5 separate regions of the Mus musculus genome follow, and all the other regions are linked to region 1. The links are chromatin loops, found by intact Hi-C in ENCODE. Cell type or tissue: heart. All regions are shown on one strand.

Region 1 (5,000 bases):
GATAATAATGGATCCTGGAGCCAATATTACTTGGCTGATGATTCTAGAAACCGCCCCTGGGATGATCTCTTTGATAGCATCACCCATGGATGCCCTTTGAACAAGGCTGTATGCTATTGCACCTCTCTGGGCATGAAGTGTGTTTATAAGTCATGGGTTGTGGCCCATGGAGGTGTGGCCAGTGTGACTTCTTTTCTGCCTCTTTCATTTCAGGAACATGAAGAAATGACCAGAGATCCTGCGTTCGGGATCTATGAACCTTAGGATCCACTGTATACTTCTAACAGTACTACCTGTCTCGTCCCAGGTCCCTGGTATCTTCTTCTTTGAGGCAATTTGAAATCATAATTTCTCATAGGGAGACACAACCTGAACTTGTCCGATGGACCAAACCAAGGACTCAGAGAGCAGCTTTTATCAACGAGAGACCCAAGACCCAACCCCAGTGTGTGTGTTGCTGTTGTTGCTGCTGCTGTTACAAACCACAGAATCCACGATGATTTAAGCAAAATGAGGTTATCAAGACTTCCTAGTAACTCAGCAATGAATTGGAGGGCCGAGGGAAGAGGGAGGTTTCAGGAACCCAGCCCAGATCATAGGTAGAGTAGCCAGAGGGTGCTGGCACCGCTGTGCTTTGCCAGTCTCTTCAACTGTAAATTGGCTTCACAGAATCCATTCCATCCCCCACCCCTCATTCTTGCTAATGTCCAAATACAAGCTTCAGGCAGACATGTTTGCTTCCTCATGCCAAGGAAGAGGGGTTGGGAAGGTCTGCCAAAGGAAGGTGAGGCTTAAAGTGGCAAGCAGAGAAAATGCAGCACAAACATTTTCCAGAGCAGCAGCACCTACTGAAGAGGATGCTGGTCTTTTATAATGAGGACTTTTCCATTTAGACTCTTTAAAAAGAAACTGGAGGCCCTAAAAGTTATCGATACCTGTCGAGTATAAGGGTAAGAACACGGGCTGGCTAAAAGCAGAATAGCCAAATGTCTATCGTCCCAGCCCTCCCCGCCTCCCCATGTATCTATCAACCTCAGTGCTTCCCACTCTTCCTCTCTTTCCTCAAGCTGTCTATAACTCTATTATTCTATCCAGAAGGTCTAGGCCCACAGAATCTGGTTTTCAAGACAGTCATAGCAAGGGGTTGGGCTCATAGCAAGACAATTAAATTCTGCTTGGTTATGTGTGGAGGTAATGTATTTCCAAAGCTCTAAGAGATGTCTTTTAGCATGTATAACTATATTCCCATAGCAAGTGTTCCTCTGTCCTAGTTCCAGGAAATTTGGTTTTGAGCTCCGGGAGAGGCACAAAATAGAGGGTAGAATGCCTTACTTCTGCTCTGGGTCTAGGAAGGGATTGTACTCTTATTTTTCCTTTCCCAGGGACCTATTCCTGCCCTGTCCTATGGTTCTGCTTCATAGCATCGTACAAGGTTTTTGAGGTTCCCTGGACAAGTCCAGGAGAACAGAGGGACTTCCTTGTTTCCAATTTAGGAAATAAATAAAATAGGGTTTGTTGCATCACAGGTGAGCTAGACAGCATAGACATCAAGAGCTGGGTTGTCAAGCATACTATCTAACAGTTAAAACTACACGTTTCCAAAGGACAAGAAGTCCTTGCCTTTAGTGGCCTGAGTTCTCTATGCTCCTCCAGTGGCAGAAAGCTTCACATACATTGCCTATACAAGTGGTCCTGGTTAAACCCAGTGGGTCATAATAGTAAAACAAGACTCGAAAGCGGATTGGGATCTCTCAGTGGTGGATGGGAGTGGGGGGGAAAGACACAAAATGTGGCAGGGAACCTAAGCAGAATGTGCTGTATAAATGTATGAAAGGGCCAAAAATATATTAATTTTTTTTAAGGTGAGGAAGAGGTTGAGGAAGACATTTTGATGATATCCCCCAGCCTGCACAGGCACTTGAATGGATGGACGCACACCTCATCGCCACAAGGAAATAAGATGTAGCAAACTGTCACACATTTACTCCTAAATGAACTTAGGAGTCTTATGGTTGAGAAAAGTTGGCTTCCCGTCCACCCATATGTGCACACTCCACCAGCCAGATGCCAGACGCCATCTGCTGGGCCCAAGTTGTATTGCTCTGGAGTTAACTCCCGAGGCCACAGAGCCAAAAGGAGAGCAGTCCACTCCAGCCCGGAAGCCTCAGTGGGTCCGCTGACTCAGAGCCCAGGCCCGAGCAAGTCCACGAACAAGTCCGTAACAGTTCCCAGGTTACCAAGTAAACTATCCTCACCGGGAATGAGAAAAAGGAAGAACATCGCATGCAAGCCTGCATCGCAAAACCGCCATTATTCATTTAAAGCTCATTTAAACCACAAAGACACTTCTATTTTCTCAGGTGTTTCAAAGTTTTGATACGGGGAGAAAATATTGTTTCTCGAAGCATAAATGAGTCTAATTCAAATTGATTTGATTTTTTTTTTCATCACATTCTCATAAAGAATGTAAGATCTCTTCCAGGACTTATGTCCCAGGTCCTGTACCAGGTTCAGAGCATCCCTGGGCTCCAGTCTTGGTTCACCACAGGTAGGCATATATGTTCCTGGCATTTCTCCGATGTCTGTAGAGGTAGGAGCAGATAACCACAGCCTACACCTTTTCCAAAGAAAATGTTATTAAACTATCTTGCTGAAAATCAAGTTTGTTTTCTCTATGTTCTAAGTATCATATTATTTAATCATGTTCAGTTTTGTTTGTTTGTTTTGTTTTGTTTTGTTAATAAAAGAAGGTCTGGGCCAGTTGCCATGGTGTCAGGACCCTGGAAAAAACACTCAGTAGTGACAATTGCATTATGATCCTCCAGATTTGTTCCAAGTATATGTTAGATCCATCTGTAAAATGAATGGGAAAAAAAAAAAACCCAAAACCCAAAAAACAAATAACAAAACACAAAAAAAAAACCAATGCAGATACTCTCACGTGTTGAGAGATGTGTAGCTAACATGGCCACCATCTGCAAATTGTAGTAATATAGATTATGTATTATAAATGCCAAAAGACCAAGATAGATTAAATTTTCATGATTCCTTCAGCAAACGTTATAGCTTACATAAGCAAAGACCACTGGCCCAAAAGTGAGGAGCGTTTGCGGCAACAGGACCAGCTACTGATTGACTCGTGGAGCAATCAGCTTATAATCTGCCATGATCATTGCTTGCATGTTCAGAGGCGTTGGGAAGCTTTGGAGAGGCGCATGGATATTTTCCAGTCTTCAGGCCTTTGTTGTGACCTCTGGCCAGCTTCTTTGTCCTGTCTCCGACATGGGGCCAGGCTAATGGCCCAGGCACGGATTCCAATTTTGTTTTGTGTTTGTTTGTTTTGCTCTGTTTGGATTTTTTTCCCCTTGCTTGTTTGTCTGTGATAATGTCTTGTGCGATAGGCTAGTCTAGTTTGGAACTCATTGTGAAGCTCAGGCTGACCTTGAACTCGAGACAATCAACCTGCCTCAGTCTCTTAGGCACTAGGATTACAGTGTGAGCCAGTATGTCGCATTTCAGATTTGTAATTCTTGGGTCGGTTTTTTACCATTAAGTTTCACATGTAGAAGGAAATTGAGACGGGGAGTAATGGATAAATATCCTGATATTATGGTTAGTACTCACAAATATTTGCATTTTAGACAAAGGCACAAGCAAAGATATCCTAGCTGACTGATTTTCTAAACTTCTGCTTTCTCACCTTCCTATTGGCATCCTTACTCCTTAGGGCCCCAACCACCCGTCCTTTCCAGACTGGGTGGAAACCAGGGGGCCTGGGAAACCCTCTCCTCACAGTGCTCCAGTAACACTCGGTCCTCCCTGCACATCGAATCCCACAGAGCTTCTTTAAAATGTGAGTTCCTGGGCTGCAGAGGTGACTCAGCCATGAACCACACAGCATTGCTCTTCCACAGGTCTAGAGTTTGGTTCACAGCACACACTTCTGGCAGCTCATAACCACCTGTAACTCCAGTTCCAGGGACTCCAGTGCCCCTCCTGGATTTCATGGGCAACTACACACACTTGTGCACACCCTCCATACACATTATTATTTTGTTTTTTAAATGTCCTGACTACTGGGAGACTGGTCTTGTTGTAAGTTTTTGGAAAAGGCTGTAAAGATGATGCCTGTAACTCTGGTTTATTAAGCGTTTGCTCTTGGCCAAGCAGCCTTGAGCGCACTCTGTGAGTGCTCACGCCCCAGCAATACCAGAGAGGGCTGCTCTCATCTTCACTTTGCAGAGGAGGAAACTGAGACACGGGGAGAGTCATAGAAAAGATAAACATGATGCAATCTCATGCTGAGGATAGCATTAACCTGCTCAGAGGTTTTTTTTTTTTTTTTTTTTAAGATTTATTTATTTTTTATTTATATGAGTACAAATAGCAGTCTTCGGACACACACCAGAAGAGGGCATCAGATCTCATTACAGATGATTGTGAGCCACCATGTGGTTGCTGGGAATTGAACTTGGGACCTCTGGACAACTGAGCCATCTCTCCATCCCCCCACCCCCCACCTGCACAGAGTTCTTATTCTGAGTGCATGGTAGTCAAACACTGGTGTGTCCCAGACCTAAAATGCCCAGGGCCAAGTTGTAGAGACTGAGCAATAATTTTCTAAAACAGTTTCTGAAACAGTTTTCTAAAACAGTTTTTGGTTTTCTGTCACCAAACACAGAAGAGACATCTCGCTAGTAGAAGGTAAAGTAGGCAGAAACCCACCACTATATTCCATCTTTCTCCTGACACAACGTCATTCCAGGGGGTTGGGGGTGGGGGAGGAAAGCCCATACAGACAGAAGGTTCTGCCAACATGTATCAGTGTTGGAGGGCAGCATAGTGAACCTAGCCATTAAAACGAGCCCTGCTCTGCCCTGAACACGCACCTCACGGCAGACATGTGTCTGTCAGAGAAGCTTCGGCGCTATCCCTCGTGTCACTTTCAGTTAAATATTTGTTACATTTATTTAATGTGGGGAAGAGCTTCAGATGCCACA
Region 2 (5,000 bases), 230 kb before region 1:
TCGGCGGCCTCTAGATTAGTTTGTTTCCTTTGATGATTTCCCAAAAGGTACACTCCTTGTTTTTCTAAAACACACCAACAAACTTTCTTCGATTTCCCACCTAGCTCTACGGGGGCAATTTAGGACTATTTTCTAATCCGCCTATTGGCCCGAGGGAAGCGATTTAAAGCAAAAGAAAAAATGGGAAGTTTTTGGTTTTTTTTAAAGGCCGGGAAGGGAGTTTTACTGTTCTCAATAGACGCGTCCTTAGGCTTGGAAATTGCTGCGAACGTCCCAACCCCCTGCCCGCCCGCCCGCCCGCCCCCGGCCCTGGGCGCTGCGCACAACTCTGCAACAGCCGGCTTGCACTCTTAATTGGTTGCATCCGCAGACAAAACCCTCCATTCCGCGGGGTCCTGGGTGCCCCTCGACCGTCCCTTCCCAGCCCCCAGCCACTCGCCCAAGAGGAAGCTAAAACTTGGGCTGCTCAGAGGAGCGGGATCGAGGAGCCAAAGAGGGACCCGACTCCTGGCGGGGAAGCGACCCTGGCTACCGTGCACTTTCCTTCCAGAGCTCCCTGGGCGAAGCGCGTTTCCCGGGCCCGCGGGGGCCTGGGATCCTCCGGGATCCTTTCCCCGCCAGCCCCGGCGGCTGTAGCAGCTCGGCAGGCATTTAAATATCCTCGGGAGGAGCACCAGGCGGGCAGTCGGCTCCGCACGCGTTCTTTGTCGGGAGGGCGCGAGCCTTGGGCCATGGAGTGTGGGGAGGGCACCGAGGGGGCGGCCGCGGCGCATCAGCCTCCTACGGGAAGGCGGCCCCGAGAAGCCGGAGAAAGCCGCGGGTCTAAGAGCTTCGGACTCGCAGTCCTGCCCCTCCTGAACTCCCCAGTCCCCCCAGTCGCCAAAGCGGCTGACAAAGCGACGCTTTTATTCTTTGGGACCCCCGAGGCTCGATGCCCCCCCCCCGAGCCACGCCGCGCCGCTCCGGGGCTGCGCACAATAGCGAAAGTCCCTGTCCACGATTCGCGCGACCCCACCTCCACCGGGTGGCTACGGCTCGCCGCGGGACCCCAGCTCTTGGAGCCGGGGAGCGCGGGTACCCGGAGAGACTGCGCCGCGCACTCTCCAGGGGAACTCGGTCTCCCGCCCCACCTACACCCGGGTGGCAGGCGGGCTAGCTTGCGCTGCCGTAGCCGCTGCGCTCCCGCGCTCCGGTCGCCCGGCGTGTCGCGGGGCCCCGGGGGCAGAGGCGTCGCGGGTGGGCTGAGTGGCCCCTCCGCGTCGGCGTACTGACTTGCTGCTGCTTCCTGGGTCGGCCGCGTCCTCGCTTCTGTGGCACCGGGGCGGCAGGTTGTCCCTGGGCTGATGTGGACGGCTGCCCGGCGCCCTCACCGCGTGCGCTCATCCTGCCTCCCGCCGCCGCTACCACTGCCTCTACCGGTACCGCCGCTGCAGCCGCTCGGCCTCCGCCGCCCCGAATCCGCCCAGCACCTTTCGGGAGACGGGATGTAGAGAGCTGGAGAGGGCAAGAGCGGCGAGAGCAGGCGAGCTGGCGAGTGCGCCGGGGACTACTGCTGCTGCTTAGGCTGCCGCCGCTGCCACCATCAACACCGGACGTCCAGCGGCTGCCAAAAAGAGAGAGGGGAGGAGGAAGAGAGGAGGAGGAGAGGAGGAGGAGGAAAGGAGGAGGCGCTGCGGGCAGTGGGTGGCGGAGGTAGAGGTGGAGGTAGGGAGAGGAGGCGGGAAGCGAAGGAGAGGGAAGAGTTGGAGGCGGAGAGGGTTGCTCTCTCCGCAAAGGCTCGGGAGTTGCGGGTACTGGGACGCTCGGCAGCGGCTTGGAGAGGGAAGAGACTTGGAGTGAATTGTGTCCCTTGAAATGTTAGGCGGGGAAAGAATTCCGCCTCCTCTCCCCCACCCCAGAGGGAGAGAGAGGGAGGGGGGCGGGAAGGAGAGACAGAGACGCAGAGAGCCAGAGAGAGACACAGAGAAGAGGGACAGAGACAGAAACTCAGAGAGAGACAGAGACAAAGAGACAGAACGGGACAGAGATAGAGACTGACTAGTGCGGTCAGAAACCGAGGAGAGAGTGGAAGTTTCTGCCAGGATCCGGTAGGGCGCCCAGCTCAGCTCTAGCAAGGAACAGAGCAGTGGGTGGCACCGCGCCTCCTCGGGTGGCGGGGTCAGGCGGCGGCACTGCACAGATGCAGAGGGACAAGCTGCTGGCCTCTGCGCTCTGCACCCGGAGCCCAAGTTTTGCCCGTGCTGCAAGTTTTCAGAGTTCCTGCCCGGGATTCAAGAGGGATGAGTGTGTGCGTGCGTGTGCGTGTGTGTACACGCGCGCTCGCACTTGCGGAGGGGGTGGCGGGAACGGGGAGTGCCCACCTCTGATCGTGGGCGGATAAAGGGGAGGGGGCTGCAGGAGAAGCAAGAGGAGGGGGCAGGCCAGGCGGACAGCCGAGCCCAGGCGCCTGGCCGCGGGCCAGAGGCAGCGTTCGAAACACAACTGCCTCGAAGGCGGCGGCGCCCGGTTGCCACCCGGAGCCCCGGCTCACGTGCTCCCGCCAGCAGTGGGGTTAAAAAGACAGGGCCTAGGCTCTCCTGCCGGATCGCCGCTGGAGGCCACCCCTGAGCGGCTGTCCTAGGAAGGCGAAAGAAAATGACTATCTCAGAGTCACCCTGGAGAGCTTGGCTTCTACCTGTGCTTCCACCGAGGGTTGCCCGAAGTTTCCGGAAGCATTCAGGGTCAACCGCCGCTGTCTACTATTTCAGCCCCGGGAAAAGAGCGACCAAGGAGTCGGAGCGCCCCTTGCGACCCCCCCCCCCCCCCCGCTCCACTGAGAAATGCCCTCACCCCAGAGTGCACGGGCCGGCGCACAAACAAGCGTGCACAAAGATACACGGGCCCACGCGTGTGATCGCAGACAAGCTTGCACGAAAATTCATGTGTGCGCGCACACACACTTCACTGGCAAGCAGGCATGCAAACAAACCCGTGCTTAAGCACACACTACCAGACACACGATGGTGCCAGTAAGCACATTCGCAACAAAAGCACACACTTGCACACTATACACAGGAACACCGAGTGTGCCAGCTCCTTTATCGAGGTCCCCTCCCCCAGGACTGACTCCTGGAGCAGGCGCTGCACCCCCGTGCTGGGACGCCCATAACTCTATGGGATATTACCGATCACTTATCCTTCCACCGCACCAATTGCCTGAAGTTTGCCTTCATTTTAACCTTCTCCCTCAGAATTCCTTTCTGCCAAGTCCTAATTTTATAGCCTGGGCTGTTTCTAAGTTATGTGAACACCATCGTGGCCACAGTCAACTTTTTTGAAAGGCGTAAAACGTTCTAAAAGGCACCTCTTTCTCATCCTTGAATAACACAAATCTGAAAGGGGGAAGAAAGAAAATCTTAGGGTCAGATTTTCCCACATCGCACCCAAAATTGTGTTGGACTGACTCCAGAATAAAAATGTTCACCCAGTGAAGTTTTTTTTTTTTTTTCTTACAAAGATACGGAACACCGTGGAATAAAAACGCCTTCTTTACAGCCCTAACGCCGGGATCTAGGCTCTGCCAGGTTCCGTTGTACTTGAGGCACGTGTAAATGTCTGCTTGGGCGCGACTGTGCTGATTGGTCAGCGTTGCCGTTTTAAATCCGTTTCCAGCTGCCCTTTGCAGAGTTGGGACACTTCTCTGTACATAGAGTGCTCTGCAGGAACCGAGGGCTGGCGTTGAGTCTGGGAACGCTTAGCTCTGATGGAGAGGAAGAGACCCCCATACCTCCAGATGGAGCCCAGCAAATGAATACCGAGGGAGGGGTCTAACAGGAACCTAAGGTTTTGTCAGGGCTTGGCTGAAAGATGGTATCTTCATCAAAGGGACTGAAATTTCACATTCTCACGAGTGCACTGACATTTCCTAGCTGAGGAGTTTGCACATTTCCTCTGTGTGTGTGTGTGTGTGTGTGTGTGTGTGTGTGTGTGTGTGTGTGTGTGTGTGAGAGAGAGAGAGAGAGAGAGAGAGAGAGAGAGAGAGATTGTACATTTACTCTTTGATGCGTGCATTTTACACATGCGCATAATATGGGCTTCTGTTTTGATTCTTGTTTGATTGGCCAGAGGGACAGACTAAGTTCTAGGAAATGGATTTAAGCAAAAGTCACCCAGGATTTCAGTCAGCTAATTTTATGCTGAGAATCACATTATCTCCCTAGATTTGTATTTGTTTGTTTGTTTAAGGTACAAATGCTAGCAAGCATGAGATTCCAACCCCGGGTCGGGGTGGGTGGTGGCAGTGGAGAGCTTTGAACTGTTTTGTTGTTGTTGTTGTTGTTGTTGTTGTTGTTGTTGTGTGTATGTGCATGTGTGCTGGTTTTGGGTTTTTTGCTTGGTTGGTTGGTTGTGTCTTTTGGTTTTTGTTTTGTTTTTCACAATAACCTAGAATCTAAGAGAATCACATTTTTAAAAAGGGAAATCCAGCCAATTGTTTTCATTCCATTTTGTTCTCAGATTTGAGCTCTTTTGAGTTTATAGAAACCAGGATATAAACAAGTTTTTCCTTCCATTTTATCAAGTTAGCCTTATACATTGTTATTCTTTGATGCCTATAATCCTTTTAAGTTACTGTATAGTTTTGTTTTGGGTTTTTTTTTTTTCAGGCAAAGCATAAAACTTTGTTTTTATTTTTTAAATTATCAAGATTTTTATTATTGAGGTGCTATCTTTATATACCAGTCTTTTAATTAAGCTCAATGGCTATATTTTTTTTTGTCTTAAGGAAACATTTTTTTTTCTCACTCACATTTGAGAAGTTGAATCCCCAAATTTAGGTTTCTCAATCCTTTATTCACTTCCCTCTCTCTGTAGCATTCATTCCAGGTTGAGCTTTTCTGCGTGAAATCCCTTTCTCCTTCACCTGCTGTCAAATCGGGCATCAGCACCTTGGGTCACATCAACAAGTTTTCTACTGATCTGGGATGTGGGATTTAGACTGATGTTTAGCTCAGGCAAGCGCA
Region 3 (5,000 bases), 450 kb before region 1:
CGGATCCGATCCCACTTCAAGGGAGCGGTAAAGCCTGGGACACTACAGGACTTGGAGCTCTTCGGATGCAGCCTTACCTCTCAAGTGAGGAAACTCATGGTTCCTTATAGAGTTAAATTAAGGTCAGACCTGGTTTCCGACACGAAGTTCAGATGTATTGGCAGGTCCCCATGCTTGCATTTATTATACTGTAATTTGGGGCTTAAAGAGCTATATGCAGTCCATCCCCAACATCTGGATAGTGTTTATAACGATCACATTTGATCCTAATGTAATTTTGTTGGGGAATTCACTAGAATTCCTCTGTTGGCTACATTACAACTAGACATGAGATCTGCTAAAATATTACCAAAAGTGAATGAATATCCACAGAGACTCCAAAACATAGCTCCATTTCAACCTTCCTATCTTTCCCCAGCCTCTGGCTGCTAACCCATCATCTCATCTCTCTGGGCCTTCTTGCCTCCATTGATAAAATGAGAGCGACCCCTTCAGCAGCGGCCAATGTTTGTCCAGGGTTGTTGTTGTTGTTTGTTTGTTTGTTTTTTCCTTAAAGAGCAGAGGAGGCAAAAAAACAAAACAAAACAAAACAAAACAAAAACAAAAACAAAAAAACAAAAAACAGCCACCTTTCAAAGGTAGTGACAGCGCATGCGCAGCCACAAGGGGACCATCACAGACCTTGCTGATGGGGGTTGGCATGAGCTTGATGGAGATTTTTCTCCCCTTCATTTTCATTTTGATTTAGGCGCTATTCCTTGGGGTCAGGAAGAAGTTATTTGGGAAGTCGAGCCAAAGGATTGGGTTTAAACCGCCTGCCCCATCAATGGAAGCCTCAGATGAATCAAGTCTAACCTTCTAAGGGCTGTAAAGGGAGCCTTTAATTATATGAGATTGGCAAGGGGGACCTTTGGGACGCTCAGCGAGGCAGCAGCAGGACCTCCCAGCCCTGCCCGCAGCGGGGAGATTATTAGCATATTTTATGTACCCTTCCCATGAAATAATCTTAACATTCAAAAAGAGACAGATGGGAAGAAAGAAAGACAGATAGGAAGGACAGAGACTCTAACGGTCTTTAGAGAGGGGAAATTATTTCATTAAAAGTAAAGAGCATATGCTCTTCTGATGCATAGCATGTGCAAGCCTATGCAAATTAGCAAATAGCGGTGCACTCTGAGTAATTTTCATTTCCTTCCCAGCCTGTGACGAGGAATATTCCTTTTAATCAGATTAGATGACATCCTCCTCAAACTTGTGGGGGTTTCAACTTAATTTACCATGCTAAGTAGTTAGGATAATTTGAAATAAAGCAATCAGTGGGCTGAAAAGAATGAAGCCAAACCTTATTTCTGTCTTTATGATGAGGGGCTTCCTGGCTGCCTGAGCCCCACAGGGCTTCTCTCTTGTCCTCTCCTCTCCCTGAACCCCCAGTACCCCAACCTCAGCTGCGTCTCCAATGACCAGTTGCCTTCTTTGATGGCACCTACTTGAATCTGTTTCCCATCGTTGGAGCTTGTCTGAAATGCTGCATTCCACCAGGCCTGCCCGAGACCTTTGGAATTTATGGCCCTGCCTCCAGAAGTGATGGAAAGTTGAATTCACACTCCTTAAAAACCATTTCCCCCAGAGAGGGTCCTACACTGCTGAAGGGATCTTTGCCGTGGCCTGCAGGGACCTCCAGATACAACAGCAACATTCCTTCTCGAGACCTGGATGCAACAGGCGTTTGCAGGAAGGCAACAGCAGGAGAGACCTACCTGAAGGACTCAGCCGTTTATCAGTGATGTGCAGACAGGAGCAGTGTCAGCCTTTGGAAGGACCCAGAAGTCTGTTTGGAGGCATTTCTCACAGTCCTGTAGGCCACGGTCCCTTCTCCCCACAACCCCCTAATTCTCTATTGTCTTGAAGTCAGCAGGGAGTCTGGGCGGTAATACCTGTAAATGCCCCACAGATGGCAGTAAAGGGTCTTGAGGAAGCAATTACTAAAACTGCATCAAGTTTCAGTTTGGACTAGAAGCAGCTAGTTGGCTTCTTCTTTCACAGCCCTCTGTTTTATGGGTGGTAGGGGGAAGGGGAAGGTTTTAATTGCTTAAACTAATTCCCTACAAAGTATTAGCAGATGAGATGTAAATATCAGCCATATTTAAACTGCTAGGGATGCCCTAGCCACCAAGACATAGAAGAGGGAAATTTAACGGTGCACTTTCAAGTATTAAAGCAGAATTCACTTTCTTCCTCTTTTTTCTCTTCCCCCCCCCCCTTCTTCTTCTTCTTCTTCTTCTTCTTCTTCTTCTTCTTCTTCTTCTTCTTCTTCTTCTTCTTCTTCTTCTTCTTCTTCTTCTTCTTCTTCTTCTTCTTCTCCCTCTCCTCCTCCTCCTTCCTCCTTCTCCTCCTCTCCCCTTCCCTGTCTTCTTCCTCCTCCTCCTCTTTCTCCTTCCTCCTTCTCCTCTTCCTTCTCCTCCCCTTCTCCTCTTCCCCCTCTTCCCCCTCCTCCTTCTCTTCCTCCTGACACCGCCATACAGGGTTTGCAGTGGGTTCTGGTTACCAAAGCTCAGGTCCTCTTGCTTCCAATCTTGACACTTTACCTGCTGAGATAGTTCCTTTCTATTTAACATGCAAAAGTACACATGATGAACTCAGATACATATGACGTTTCTCTCCTTCCATACCAAACCCTGACCACTTTCTCATATACGATCAACTACAGGTTCTTGAATGTTCTTTTATAAATAGTTTGGACTTTTATAAATGAGTTCTTTTTTTTTCCCCCCCTTCCAATTGGAAGTGGTTGACAATGGTTCCTTGTTTGTTTGTTTGTTTTGAAGAGTTGTTTTTTATGTGTGTTGGTGTTTTTCCTGCACGGGTGTCTGTGTAGTCCAAGAATCAAATGCCTGCAGAGGCCAGAAGAGGGCATCAGAATCGCTGGATCTGGAGTTACGGGTGGTTGCGTGCACAGTGTGGGTGCTGGGAATTGAATCTGGGTCTCTGCAAGAGGAGGCAGTGGGCTGACATCCTGAGTCAGCTCTCTCCCCCCCCCCCCCCATAATGTTTCTTAAACTGAAGTAAGTAACTGCAGCCGCCTCAGACCTGGGAATACTTGCTATGGAACACACCATGGCTTTATTTAATTGAAATCAAGTGGTTTAACTTAAATGTAGGTGAGTGAGACCAACCTTACAGAGATTATCTCTAAGTGTAGCCAGCTTTCAAAAAAAAAACTTCTTTATAAACAAACGCCCCACACCTGGATCAACATATGGCCTCCCAGAGAGACTTAATTATCAGGTACAATTTTCAAAAATTTTGTTTTGTTCTTTAAAAATAGTCACTGTCACTTCCAATATATGTCTCCCAGCTGCCCCACCACCACACACACATTAAACTAAAACCGAAGGTTACAAAAGACAGATACCAGAATCTGAGGATATTCAAGAGAAGTTAAATAGTGCACAATGAAGCAGCCTGTGTAGCCTTGTCCACACCTCAGTCAGACTTCCTTCAGGTAGTGAGATGGGCCAAGAGGAACCGTTCCAGCAGGACTAGGAAAATAATTGAGAAGAGAAAAGGAAAGGTTGACAGAGAATGGGTTCTAGCACCTCCGTAGGGAAATTTTGCTCCAGTCCGGCCAACTTCAAGTTCTTTGGATTTAAAAAATATATATCACGTATCCCTGGTGTGAGTAGTTGTGTGTCTTCTCTGTTGATGCCTTGTTAAGATGCATTACAATTCTCAAAAATACTTCCAGAGTTGTACAAAATATGGAGCTTATATTCTACCACATTGGGGAACTATTCTGTGCTTTTGTAGATGCTGCGGTATGAGAGGAAGGACTGGGGGGGTCGGAGAGGGGGGACAAAGGGCAAAGAAATAAGAGAGGCACAGAGAGAAACACAAACTCTTCCCTGGATTCCCAGATACCTGTGGCACCCAGCCCTGTCTGGGAACTTCCACAATGTCCATGAGTTATTCGTGGTGATCACGCTTTCAAATAGTCTACATATTCTCATTGTATTTTCTCATCATACGCCATCTATTCAAATAAGAAATGTGTTGGATACCTGTAGACTGTATAGAACACCTGTACCTTTTTTGAGGATGGTGATTTTTATCCCTACATTTATGCTAGTCACCAAATTCTTCCCTATTTTTGAGACATCCCCCAGCCCCACCCCCCTTTTCGAAAGCAGGCGTTTGCTCTGGGAGCCTGGTTACCTTCAGGCTGGCAATGTCCAGCTTCACTGACTTTACTGTCTGTAAAGTTCCTCCTTCCTGGTCCCACTCATGTGTCTCCCTGTGTCTTAAAGAAGTGATGCCAGCTTCCTGGATGCCGGAGGTCTCAGACCTCAGGAACAATGGCACCAAGACCTACAGGAGATGTTGATCTTCACTTAACTTGAAGCAGGAGCTACCAGGATAAAGGAGCTACTTACCAATGTCTACAGATTCCTTCATTTGAATTTAAAACACACTAGATCACCGAAAGAATCCCGTGAATACCTCTGCAGAGCCTGACGTTTGAAAAATCTCACCTCGAGGAACAACCATTCCCACGCATATTCCCAAAGCTACCCAAGGAAAACACCACAAAAGCAGCTTCCGGAATGTTTCAAACACGGCTATGCGTTCATCTTGAGACGTAAAACCCAAATCGTAGATGAGCAGGTTGAAAAGAAAAAGGAAACTCCTGATTATTGATCATCTGATCAACGTCCGCTCTTTTACCACCTCGTTCACCATCCAAACCAAATGGCTAAAGCCCTTTTCTATCACTAATCACAAACTCTGGGCAGTTCAGTCCCCAACCCCCACCCACAAGCTCCCAGAGAAAGTGACTGGACTTCGCAAAGATATATTCCTACTTGCCAAAGTTCAAACTTAACAAAGGATTTGTAAGAGAGATAGATGCAAAGGCGCCATCTACTTCACCCAGATAGCGCATTCACACCCTCTCAGTTCCCCAACCACAAACACACTCGGAGGCACCTCTTGTACAAACTGTT
Region 4 (5,000 bases), 120 kb before region 1:
TAGCAAACACATAAGGCTTACACAATCATCTTTCCTTTAAATGACTTGGCAAATTGACTCATAAAATTGACAGTTTTTCTTATAAATATGTCTGGTACATATAGGAATTCTGTGTTTCCTAAGACTTTTGGGAGTGCAGCAAATTAAGACATTCTTTTAAAACTGGTCATATCCTTTAGTAGGATATGTTCTGGCTTACTAATTTTTTTTGGCTCCACTAATTGTTGGCTTCCAACTATACCATATGTAACAAACATTAAATAGAGTATCTATTTCAAATTAGTACATTTTTTTCAATTTAATCACTTGACTTTTAAATTTTTATTTCTTGATATTTAATATTTTCCCCCATTTTCATTCACTGTTCACTTTAATAAAAATGGTTTGGTTTGGTTTGGTTTCACCCGCTGAGAAATTTCATGAAGAAATGGTGTCTATAGATGTTAAAATGTTAAAATGTTTGTTCATTAGGTGGTTTTAAATGTCTCTGGAACAACTGCATCCTTCTCATGTAGGAATGGCATATGGCCATTAGCAGATGAGTCTGGAGAAAACTGTGAGAAGATGAGCCCAGCAACCTGCACCTTTCATTACTAAGGCTCTTTGGGTGGGGACCTTCTGCCACTCCACTGATTTTTGGCTATGACACCATTAGAGGAAAGCTTCTCTTTCTTATAACATCTCTGCCTGTGTCCCAAGATGGAAATGTCAAAGCAGAAAGTATTGGACACGAAGGAACAAATCCTGCCCACCTGATAATATCAGGGAGAAAGGACCAAATGATCCAAATGCCAGCTCATCTGGCCATTCGCATTCAAACCACCACAGGTGGGGAACATCGTGCTAGGTGAAGAAATGCAACTTTACACAGTCCTGTTGGAATTGGGTCACTGGATAAATCAGGACTCTTTGGAGAAGGCCAGCCTTCAAAGGATGCTGCCACAGTATTCCTTCTTATCAATACCTGGGATCGCTTTGGTTAGCTAATACTCACACTATCCACAAAATATTCTAAATTTCAATTCCTTCCGTGATGAAAGTTCTTTTCAGGATAAAGGTGGTTAATGTGATGATGGATCTAGGGTAATCAAAACAACCCTATAAAGTCTAATGCTTTTTAAAAAATATCACCCCCTGTCATTCTTACTACAGTTTCCATCTGTATACCTGGTCTCCCGGCCCCCAAACTCAAATACTGAACAATGGTCTCCAGCACAGAATCGTTCTGAGGCGGGGCCTTCAAGAGGTGGTTAGATCACAGGACTTTTACTCCATGAATGCATTCATTCATTTGTGGGGTTATAATTTAGTGAGCTCCTGGGAGACTGTAGAAAGCTTAGGAACTGGAGCCTAATTGGAGAAAGTGTACCAGTGGGGTTGGGTCTTGGGAAAGGGGTCTACTCTTTATTACACCTGGCCCTTTCCTTTTCTCTCCCCCCACTTTCCTTCCCAACTTCAGTAAAGTGGGCAAACTTCACCGTGTTCTGCCTCACTCTGGGCTTGGAAACACAGGAGCCAAACAGCCATAGACTGTAAATGGTTTTGCCTAGGTATTTGTCACAACAACAGAAGGATAACAGAACCCTAAAATAAGGCGCAGAGGTAACCGAAGTCATCCACCTATAACATAATACCTGTTAGAAGAGGGACAACCAAGAGAAAACAACGTAATAAAAATCACGTGTGCCTCCATATGTAAATACACAGACAGAGAGATACTGAAGACACAACACAGTGGTTATACGCTTGCACTTACTCAGAGTGAGTAAGTGCAGTCCAGGAGGCCACAAGTCATCCTGTACCAGATGCTTGGTGAAATGAGACAGGAGAGTAGGCATGGGTACAAGGACCAAAGGAACTGATCGCTGGCAGAGCATCCACATGCTGGGCAGCGTGGTCTCCGATAGTCAGAAGATGGAAGTCTTCTGATTCCAGTATGGAAAAAATGTCAATGAAAAATAAATTCCAAGTCTGGAAATACTCTTGCAAGTGAGCTGGTCCGTGTTTATAACTGTAATGTCAAAATAATTCTCAATGTTATGACATGGATTAGGGAGGCAACAAAATATCAAAGAAAAATGTCCCATCTTTTAAGACACGCAAGCCTTAGATCTCTCTTAGGATGTATTTCTGTGACATCTACAGATGCAGACAAATAGGTTTTACAGTCCAGCTGAATCAAGACTGAGTGGAGCCTGGTAGCTGTGGGCATCACTTTCCAAAATGCAAATGGGTCTCACTGGGAAGGATCTTAACAAAGCCAAGCTATCTTTCTTTTGCTTTTTGGTTGGTTGTTACTCTGAAATTTCAGCATATTTTAAGAGTGTTTTAAATACTTTGTGTCTCTATGTGAAGTAACATTTAGGGTTAGGCTCAAGTAGTTGCAGACAATTTTTCTTTTATATGACTGTTTGCGGGGGCCGGGGGGTTGTCTAAAGAGTGAAGATTTGACCTCCTTTTAGAGTTTATTTACTCTGCCTTTTAAGGCATGTAGCAATCCCACTCTGTGAAAGGCTAAGGAGTATGCCTTGCAAGTGTGGAAGCTAGTGTACCCAAGCATTTCTGAAAAGGCCTCTAGGGGGCAGTACCACCACTACTGAGAACCAACAAGATGGATGCTTTTAGTAGTGTTACCATAGGCTGATTTCTACCAGCTTCTCTTGTTTCTTTTTTATTTTAATTTTTATTTGTTTATTTATTTATATTTGGTTTTTCGAAACAGGATTTCTCTGTGTAGCCCTGGCTGTCCTGTAACTCACTCTGTAGACCAGGCTGGCCTCAAACTCAGAAATCTGCCTGCCTCTGCCTCCCAAGTGCTGGGATTAAAGGCATGTGCCACCACAGCCTAGTGCCTCACTTGTTTTTTGGTTGCCTAGAAACTAACCCATTGATTCCTATCCTGTCTGAGACCCTCGTGTGAGATTACTGGCTCTCTTGAGTGGCCTTCAAGAGCAATGTGTGAAGTAGAGGCCCTGGCACCAAGTTGGAGAAGATCTCTCTCTTCATGAGATCTGGAGAACTAAGCCAGGAGACAGACAGGCTGTCTTCGAAGCAGAGCCAAAGCAGCTTGTTCCTGAACAAGTGTGGGACAAGTGCAGAGAGAAAGAGCCTATTGCAAGACTCTAAAAGGAAGCAGTGTTCTCCAGCCTCTGATGTGCCTTATAGCAAGTAATAATTTCAGAGTCATTCAGAAAGATAAAAGTCTACTGTTGGAGCCTTGTGTGCTAAGTTGGTATGTTGAGTTCAAGTGAAAGAGAACCTGTGGTTGTTTGAGTAACTCTTGAGTTTAATCTGGAAAAGTAGGCTCTGACTGCACGGAATGTTGAAGAACTGGGTAAAACAGAAGAAATGGAACCCAGCTGGGTGGGTGGTAAGAGGGGGGAGGGGTGAAGTAGAAACTGTCATTTGTCAAGAACAAAGTTGAGTATGGTGATATATTCGAGCCTATAATGTACAAAGTATTTGAGTTCTTATTAGTTTTCACTCTCTAAGTAAATCACGGGAACTAAGGCTTAATTCTTAGTGTCCCAAACAGAGGGCAAGCAGATCAAAATTTCCAGGTTTTATTTTCAGTAAGTAAAATGTTGGGGAACGGTCTAAAGTATTCCAGATGGAACGTGACTTGAAGCGGGAGGGCAGGAAGGAGGGAGAAGGGTGCGCTGTTTCTCACCTTGACTTTACATCTGTTATTACTTTCTTATTTTCCTGAAATACCAGACTTGTCTCCACAAAAACAATCCCCTCTTCATGCACACTGCTCCCGAAGTTTCCCCTCCAAGAACACAAAGAAAGCAGAAGCAGACATGTAAGATTCCTTTGTTTCTAAACCTATCACTAGGATTGATTTTATTTGAGCGAGAGTTATCCTAAACTTCAATATCGCCTTATTTTTCAACAGAGCAATCATATCACTGCTTAAAGAAAGGGGTGTGATGTCAGGGTGTTTCAGTATAAACAACAACAACAACAACAAATCTCATTTTATGTTAAGGAAACCTTACACTTCACAAGCAGCACAATAGGACTTGTGCTGAACACTCTTTTCAGGCAAGATGCAGTAAGGAACCCATTTATTTTTTATTTATTTATTTTTTTAAATATTTTTTTCTTTTTTTTTAAGATTTATTTATTTATTATATGTAAGTACACTGTAGCTGTCTTCAGACACTCAAGGAGAGGGCATCAGATTTTGTTGCGCATGGTTGTGAGCCACCACGTGGTTGCTGGGATTTGAACTCGGGACCTTCGGAAGAGCAGTCGGTGCTCTTAACCACTGAGTCATCTCGCCAGCCCAGGAACCCATTTATAAAACCTAGAAGACATCATTATTTCAATGTGTGTGTGTGTGTGTGTGTGTGTGTGTGTGAGAGAGAGAGAGAGAGAGAGAGAGAGAGAGAGAGAGAGAGAGAGAGAGAGTCAAAGAGACAGAGAGAGAGAGACAGAGAGAATGCAAAGAAACAGAAATGCTTTTAAAATGAAAAGTTAAAAAAAAAAAATCTGGGAAGCCATGCTTGCTGGAAAAACATTCTGTGGTCTCTTTGTTGGTTTGCTCGTGTGTTAGACTTAGAAAAGGTATTTTTAGTCTCTGGAGATGTTAGCCAGGCAAAGATGAGGTTTCCCATAGTGAGGCTTCCTGATGGCCAGACAGCGTTAGACAAGACCCATGATGCTATGACCCAAGTACAATAGCTACTAAGGTCTGTTTCACCTGGGTGATAACTAGCAAAACATTGTTTTTACACCACATGGGCCCATTCTCACTGTCTCCCATGTCCCTCCACACAAGCGGAAAGCTAGGTTAACCCACAGGAACGAGAAAGCCTTGTATACTTAATAAAAACCATGATTGGAAAGATGGTTTAAGAAAAGAAGAAGAAGAAGAAGAAGAAGAAGAAAAAAAGACCCTAACCAGGTTGGATAAATTAAAGCTATCCTTGCTATTTTGGAAATGTACTGTGTTTTCCTTTCCCTTAACTACAACTCAGCAAGCAGGCACACAG
Region 5 (5,000 bases), 270 kb before region 1:
AGAAAGAGAGAAGGCGAAGGGAATGACAAGGCTCTGTGACTCAGGAGGCACAAACAACAACATCTGCACCGAGGAATGAGGAACAGGGACAACTGTCTCTTGCACGAAGAGAACCCAAAACTTGCAAACTGGGAACAGGCTGGGACAAGGAGAAGCTGTGGAAATAGGTTGGAAGAGGCCATCGGTGCTCGCCTGATTCCTCCTTTTCCCTGTCTACCCTCCGAAGGCAAAGCGTTGGATGCCCGTAGCATCTTCAAAACGGGTCCACTGCCCTAGTAATACACGGCAGAGACTTGGTACCATCCCAAACTCCCAGACCAACAAGAAAACCAGCTATGTTTGTGTGGAACTGTATGGAAATTACCAAATGCAGGAGCGTGGCTTTAAAAGGAATGCTGTCATCAATATTTACTGGGTGATGTTAGATCACGCCAAACATCAGTGTGGAAAGGCTACACTACACGGAGGCAGTTAGGATTAATATCACTTCTCAGAAGTGCAATGAATGAGCTGCCACAAAGCCCCAAACCTGATGGTTTTGTTTTTGGTTTTAAAGTAAAAGAAACCTTGGCCTCAAGATTCAGAGTCTTGGAACAATGTCTTCTCATCAAGGAAAACTCATTTCATATTCTCCAATGAGAACTTGGAGATTGTCCAACTCTCAGAACTCTCAGGCTACATATTCATTCATATTTCTCCCCCAACCCCTCTGTGTGTGTGTGTGTGTGTGTGTGTATGTGTGAGCGCGCCTCTCTCTCTCTCTCTCTCTCTCCTATTTCTGGCCAGTCCTTTCATACAGCCATGTCTGACACCCTATTCAAGCCTTGGATCCTCTCTAAGCTTACATTTTCTTATCCTTAATGTTTATTAAACTTTCTATTTTCCCACTTAGTTCTGAGATGAACTATTTGAACTCAAGAGTTGAATGAGATTGTCAGCGGCGGCCTTCCTTTTAACCTTTAAATACCAAGGGCAGCTCAGGCTCTCCCAGAACAACAGTAGTAACAAGATAGTTTTCAAACCGTTTTCCTAGCTCTTTTGGAAAAAGGCAAGCAAAATAACAACAAAACCAACCAAACAAAGGGAGAACTAACTGAACCAGGAAGTCTTAGGAGTGAGGCGAGAAGGCAGTGCCACAGGACAGTGGGCAGAGGTCTTAGCAATCTGCTCTGGACTGAAATGCTCTGCGGCTGAGTCCATTTTTCCTCTGGAAAACGAATCTTCCTGGGATCTTATTCTGCAGTGACCAGGAGTGACTGTCAAAGCTCTGTGAATGGATTTCAGGATGTGTGAGTGGCACCTCCCAACTTTAGCTGGCTACTTTTTTTTGTAACCACTTGCATACTTTTGGTCAACCGCTGTAAAATAAACAGTCCTTCCCAAATGTTTTTGTTGTCTTTGACAGCGCAGCAATAATTCACTTGGAATGCTGAGGAATGGAGTCGCACTAATTGCGTTGGGAGGCTGGCTTTTATGATTTCTACTCATCAAATTGTTTTCATGTGAAGAGATTCCAGAGCATAAAACATTCTGGAGATGTGTTAAAGTTTACAGCTTCACTCCGAGTTCCCATCGAAATACCTAGATGTGGACATGTGTGTATGTGTGGACACGCACCATGTGCATAAACAAATCTATATGCACACTGAACTTATATCTGAAATGATAGTCCTCTAAGACATTTAGTGGTTTTTGTATTTGGGCTTTTGTTTCAAACTTGAGAAGTGTAGCTTCTAAATTATGGCAATTTTTATCCATGCAAATGAGGGTTTAAGTTAATATTTATTCCTCCTTGGAAAAGTCTGGAGGAAACATGTCCTAACATGCTTTATGCTTATTTAGTTAATACTCTTGGTCCATTTTCTCTGGATCATATATATATATATATATATATATATATATATATATATATATATATATATCAAGCATAATATCATTTATTCAAAAGAGCTTGACTTTCCCTTGGAGTTGGGATTATTGATATAGGTTATTGATGTAGATGTATAGAACAGAATAAATTATTCTCCTGTGTCGGGAATGAAAGGAAATAACTTGAGAAACCCCACAGACTCTGTGCACTATTACCCAGGATACTTTTGTGGAGGGCAACGTTTGCAGGAAGAGGCTGAAGTCTGGATGGTTTTGCAGTTGTATCTTCCAGCCTGAACAACATGACTGGAGCCTTACAGTTCCTGATTGGCATGGGGAAAAAAAATCTTGCACTGAATTTAAACGCAGAGGCTGGGAGACTCGCAGGCAAGTCATCACACCTGTGTTCCTTCACAGCCATCCACCCTCAATGCCTGGGCTGGCATGGGCTTCTCCAGCAGAGAGCAGTGAAGCACCACAGGAGACTGCAAGCTAGGTGCCCCACCAAAGTAGAACCAGCAGGCCTAGCAGACTCACAAAGCAATTGCATTTACAGATCTAAAAAGTAGATACCTACACACACATACAATTAATGCACTGGAATTATTACATCATCACATATATTTAGGTAGTTACCTATTAATGTCCCTTGGAAATAAGGAAGATAATTGGAAGGGAAAGAAGTGTTTTTCTGAAAGTGGCTTTCTCTTTTAATTCTGCCATCTCACAAGGCTGCCTGCCCATTTACTACAGTGTTCTCTCATTTGTATTCAGGATCACCTAATGGCTGCTCTTGACTTCCCCAGCACCTACCTTTGCAGATCTTCCTGCATCCTTTGCTGACAGCACAAGGAAACCTTGGGGGATGAATGGTAAAGCAGTGCGTACAGGACTGGAGGCAACACTGTTGCAAAAAAAGATCCATTTCTGGAAGACTAAACCTGGCTTTCAATGGCTGGAGTTCAAATGGAGGTGTGCATGGGCAGGGCATGGGAAGGCTGCTTCCAGGTGAAGTGATTTACGGCATTAAAACCGGACTTGTTTACAGTGTAACACCACACGGACTTGTTTACAGTGTAACACCACATGGACTTGTAACAATGTAACACAAAAGGGTACCTGCTACGCAAATCCCTCACTGCTAAACCGGGGTGGGGCAGTGCCTTGCCATAGGGGGCGCCTTGTAAGTAGGTTATTCTTCCAATCAACAAGCCCCATGACAGAGTATGAGTGGCACAGTTGCGCATCACTGCCTTGAACAAAAACAGCCATTGTCCCCAAAGGACGCGGGAGGCTTTCCAGTTCCTCCGATGTGGCACACATGATCTGATCTGTTACTTTTCTCAGGTGCAAAGAATGTAATCTTTTTTCCTCTTTAAAGAAAAGATATCAGGGAGGAGATCTAAAAATCCAGATGCATCATTCACTTGCTTTACTGACGTGGGAGATAAGACCATCTGAAAACATTACACACAAACTTTTGGCCAGTCCCCACGCCAAAACCGTTCTCCTCTTCCTTGTCTTTCAAAGCACTGGACTCAAACCCCAGCCTCTGTATGCAGACTGCCAAAATACAAAGTGGAGCCCGGGGCCCTACACGTCAAAGGGGAGAGGGCAACATGGCGCTGTGCCCAAAAAGCACGCTGGAGTGCTGAGCGAACGTTGCAGGAACCGGCTCACATCAAAAGTTACAGCCCTGAGTTTTAGTCTTCCCAGAGACCTGTGTCATTCGACCTTGCTTTGCAAGCCCTGCTCAGCCATTCTATCTGCTGGTCTTGAAGAAAGCCACTCCCTCCCTCTCTGCCCTCTCCAATGTCCTCTGAGGAAAACCTCCCAGCAAAAAAGAAATATCTCTGGAGGGCAGACAAAGCTTCAGCTAGACTCAGTCCACCACAGCTTCCTGCAACTTGAGGCAGAACTGCAGGAGACACAAGTCTCCCCGGGTCAGCTGCCTGCCACTTTGTCTTTTCCCAGGGGTTTGTTCAGAAAGTCTCTAACTAACTCTTTCTTTCTCCCCCAACCCTGTTTTTATGTTGTTGTTGTAGTTCTCTCTCCCTCTCCCCCACCCCCAACCCCCCCCCTCTCTCTCTCTCTTTCTTATCAGTTCAAACAAGAACAATGAATTCCTCAGGCCCACAAGAATGTGACAAGGTGTCACCAAAGGCAACCAGGAAGGTGATGTATGGCCCATACAGCTCCCATAAATCACTTCACAGCCAGAGCTACAAAGAAAAAGCCAGCCACCCATAGCTGAGTTTGAAGCCCTCAAACCCTGCTCCAGCTCCAACGTCCTTGAAGAGGCTCACCTGTATAGACACACACACACACACACACACACACACACACACACACACACACACACACACACACGCTCACACAGGCTCACCCAGGCATACACAGCATCCCAAATTCTTTCCCTGCTGTGGCAAATACTGCACAGACACCGTGGAAGACTATATAATTTAATGGGCCTTAGGGACATGTGTTTACACGGCTTCCCTAAAGGCTGCCTGGGAAGTTCTATTTGAAACTTTAAAAGTTTGTAAATGGCAAAAGCATTTGTTCTTACGTCACAAAGTGATTTTCTAAGAACCTTGGGACTTCAAGTGGTGAAAATGATCCTGAGGTTTCAAAAATCATTCTCCAAAGCCCCGGAGAAGCATGAGTTCCAGGCTAGCCTGGGCTACATGTCTCAAACAGCTAAAACCATTCAGAAGTAGAAATTGTTTTTGACTGCTTTATAGTGACAAAGCGAATAACTGAAAATTACCAGTCTAGGCTCTCCTACTAGGCTCACACAGGACATGGGTTACTTGGAGGAAAAATTTAGTATGTTGTTGCGCATGTACGGAAATGTGAAGTGGACTGACGTCATCCATTACAACCTTATGCAAAGTAGCCTATGGGAAAATGGGTGTTTTCTGCCCACATTTTAGTATACTGAGTCCTGCACTATGATTTGGGATGGAGCATGCAGTATCCATTTCGAGGCAACTTAGAATCCATTCTGTGGAAGCTATGGTTTAGAGTTCCTAATATTTTTTAGAAAGTACCTCGCACATACAGTTAGGCAGACCACAGCCGCTAGGCAAACTATTTGTAAGCACTTAATGCATATGATAAAGTGAATT

What was found. Peaks named below come from ENCODE experiments on the same cell type or tissue, not always from the same donor. Only the 100,000 strongest peaks of a DNase experiment are listed, where the experiment ranks them.
Region 2: it touches region 1 in a loop (2.7-fold over the local background); 3 of 42 quality-filtered maps call a loop at or near these places.
Region 3: a loop joins it to region 1, with 4 times the contacts of the local background. A loop is called at or near these places in 11 of 42 quality-filtered maps.
Region 4: it touches region 1 in a loop (9-fold over the local background); 18 of 42 quality-filtered maps call a loop at or near these places.
Region 5: a loop joins it to region 1, with 7 times the contacts of the local background. A loop is called at or near these places in 6 of 42 quality-filtered maps.

What each region holds. Positions count from the first base shown.
Region 1 is chr10:120,699,957-120,704,956 of GRCm38, forward strand. No RefSeq gene overlaps it. Among named protein-coding and RNA genes, the nearest start is that of Gm35062, 14 kb to the left of the region's middle. In heart, a CTCF peak has its summit at 2,082 (motif pointing left); a DNase peak (open chromatin) is centred at 2,095.
Region 2 is chr10:120,474,681-120,479,680 of GRCm38, forward strand. It overlaps Hmga2 (high mobility group AT-hook 2), which reads right to left and starts at 1,789. Exons shown (of 5, transcript NM_010441.3): 1 at 1,273-1,789. The coding sequence starts at 1,383. In heart, a CTCF peak has its summit at 2,597; no DNase peak of the experiment used is centred here; H3K4me3 peaks cover 4,332 bases; H3K27ac peaks cover 4,342 bases.
Region 3 is chr10:120,245,662-120,250,661 of GRCm38, forward strand. No RefSeq gene overlaps it. Among named protein-coding and RNA genes, the nearest start is that of Llph, 21 kb to the left of the region's middle. In heart, a CTCF peak has its summit at 1,940; no DNase peak of the experiment used is centred here; H3K27ac peaks cover 786 bases.
Region 4 is chr10:120,584,797-120,589,796 of GRCm38, forward strand. No RefSeq gene overlaps it. Among named protein-coding and RNA genes, the nearest start is that of 4930471E19Rik, 49 kb to the right of the region's middle. In heart, a CTCF peak has its summit at 2,577 (motif pointing right); no DNase peak of the experiment used is centred here; H3K27ac peaks cover 394 bases.
Region 5 is chr10:120,429,308-120,434,307 of GRCm38, forward strand. All of the region lies in intron 3 of Hmga2 (high mobility group AT-hook 2), which reads right to left. Among named protein-coding and RNA genes, the nearest start is that of Mir763, 16 kb to the right of the region's middle. In heart, a CTCF peak has its summit at 2,330 (motif pointing right); no DNase peak of the experiment used is centred here; H3K4me3 peaks cover 576 bases; H3K27ac peaks cover 2,510 bases.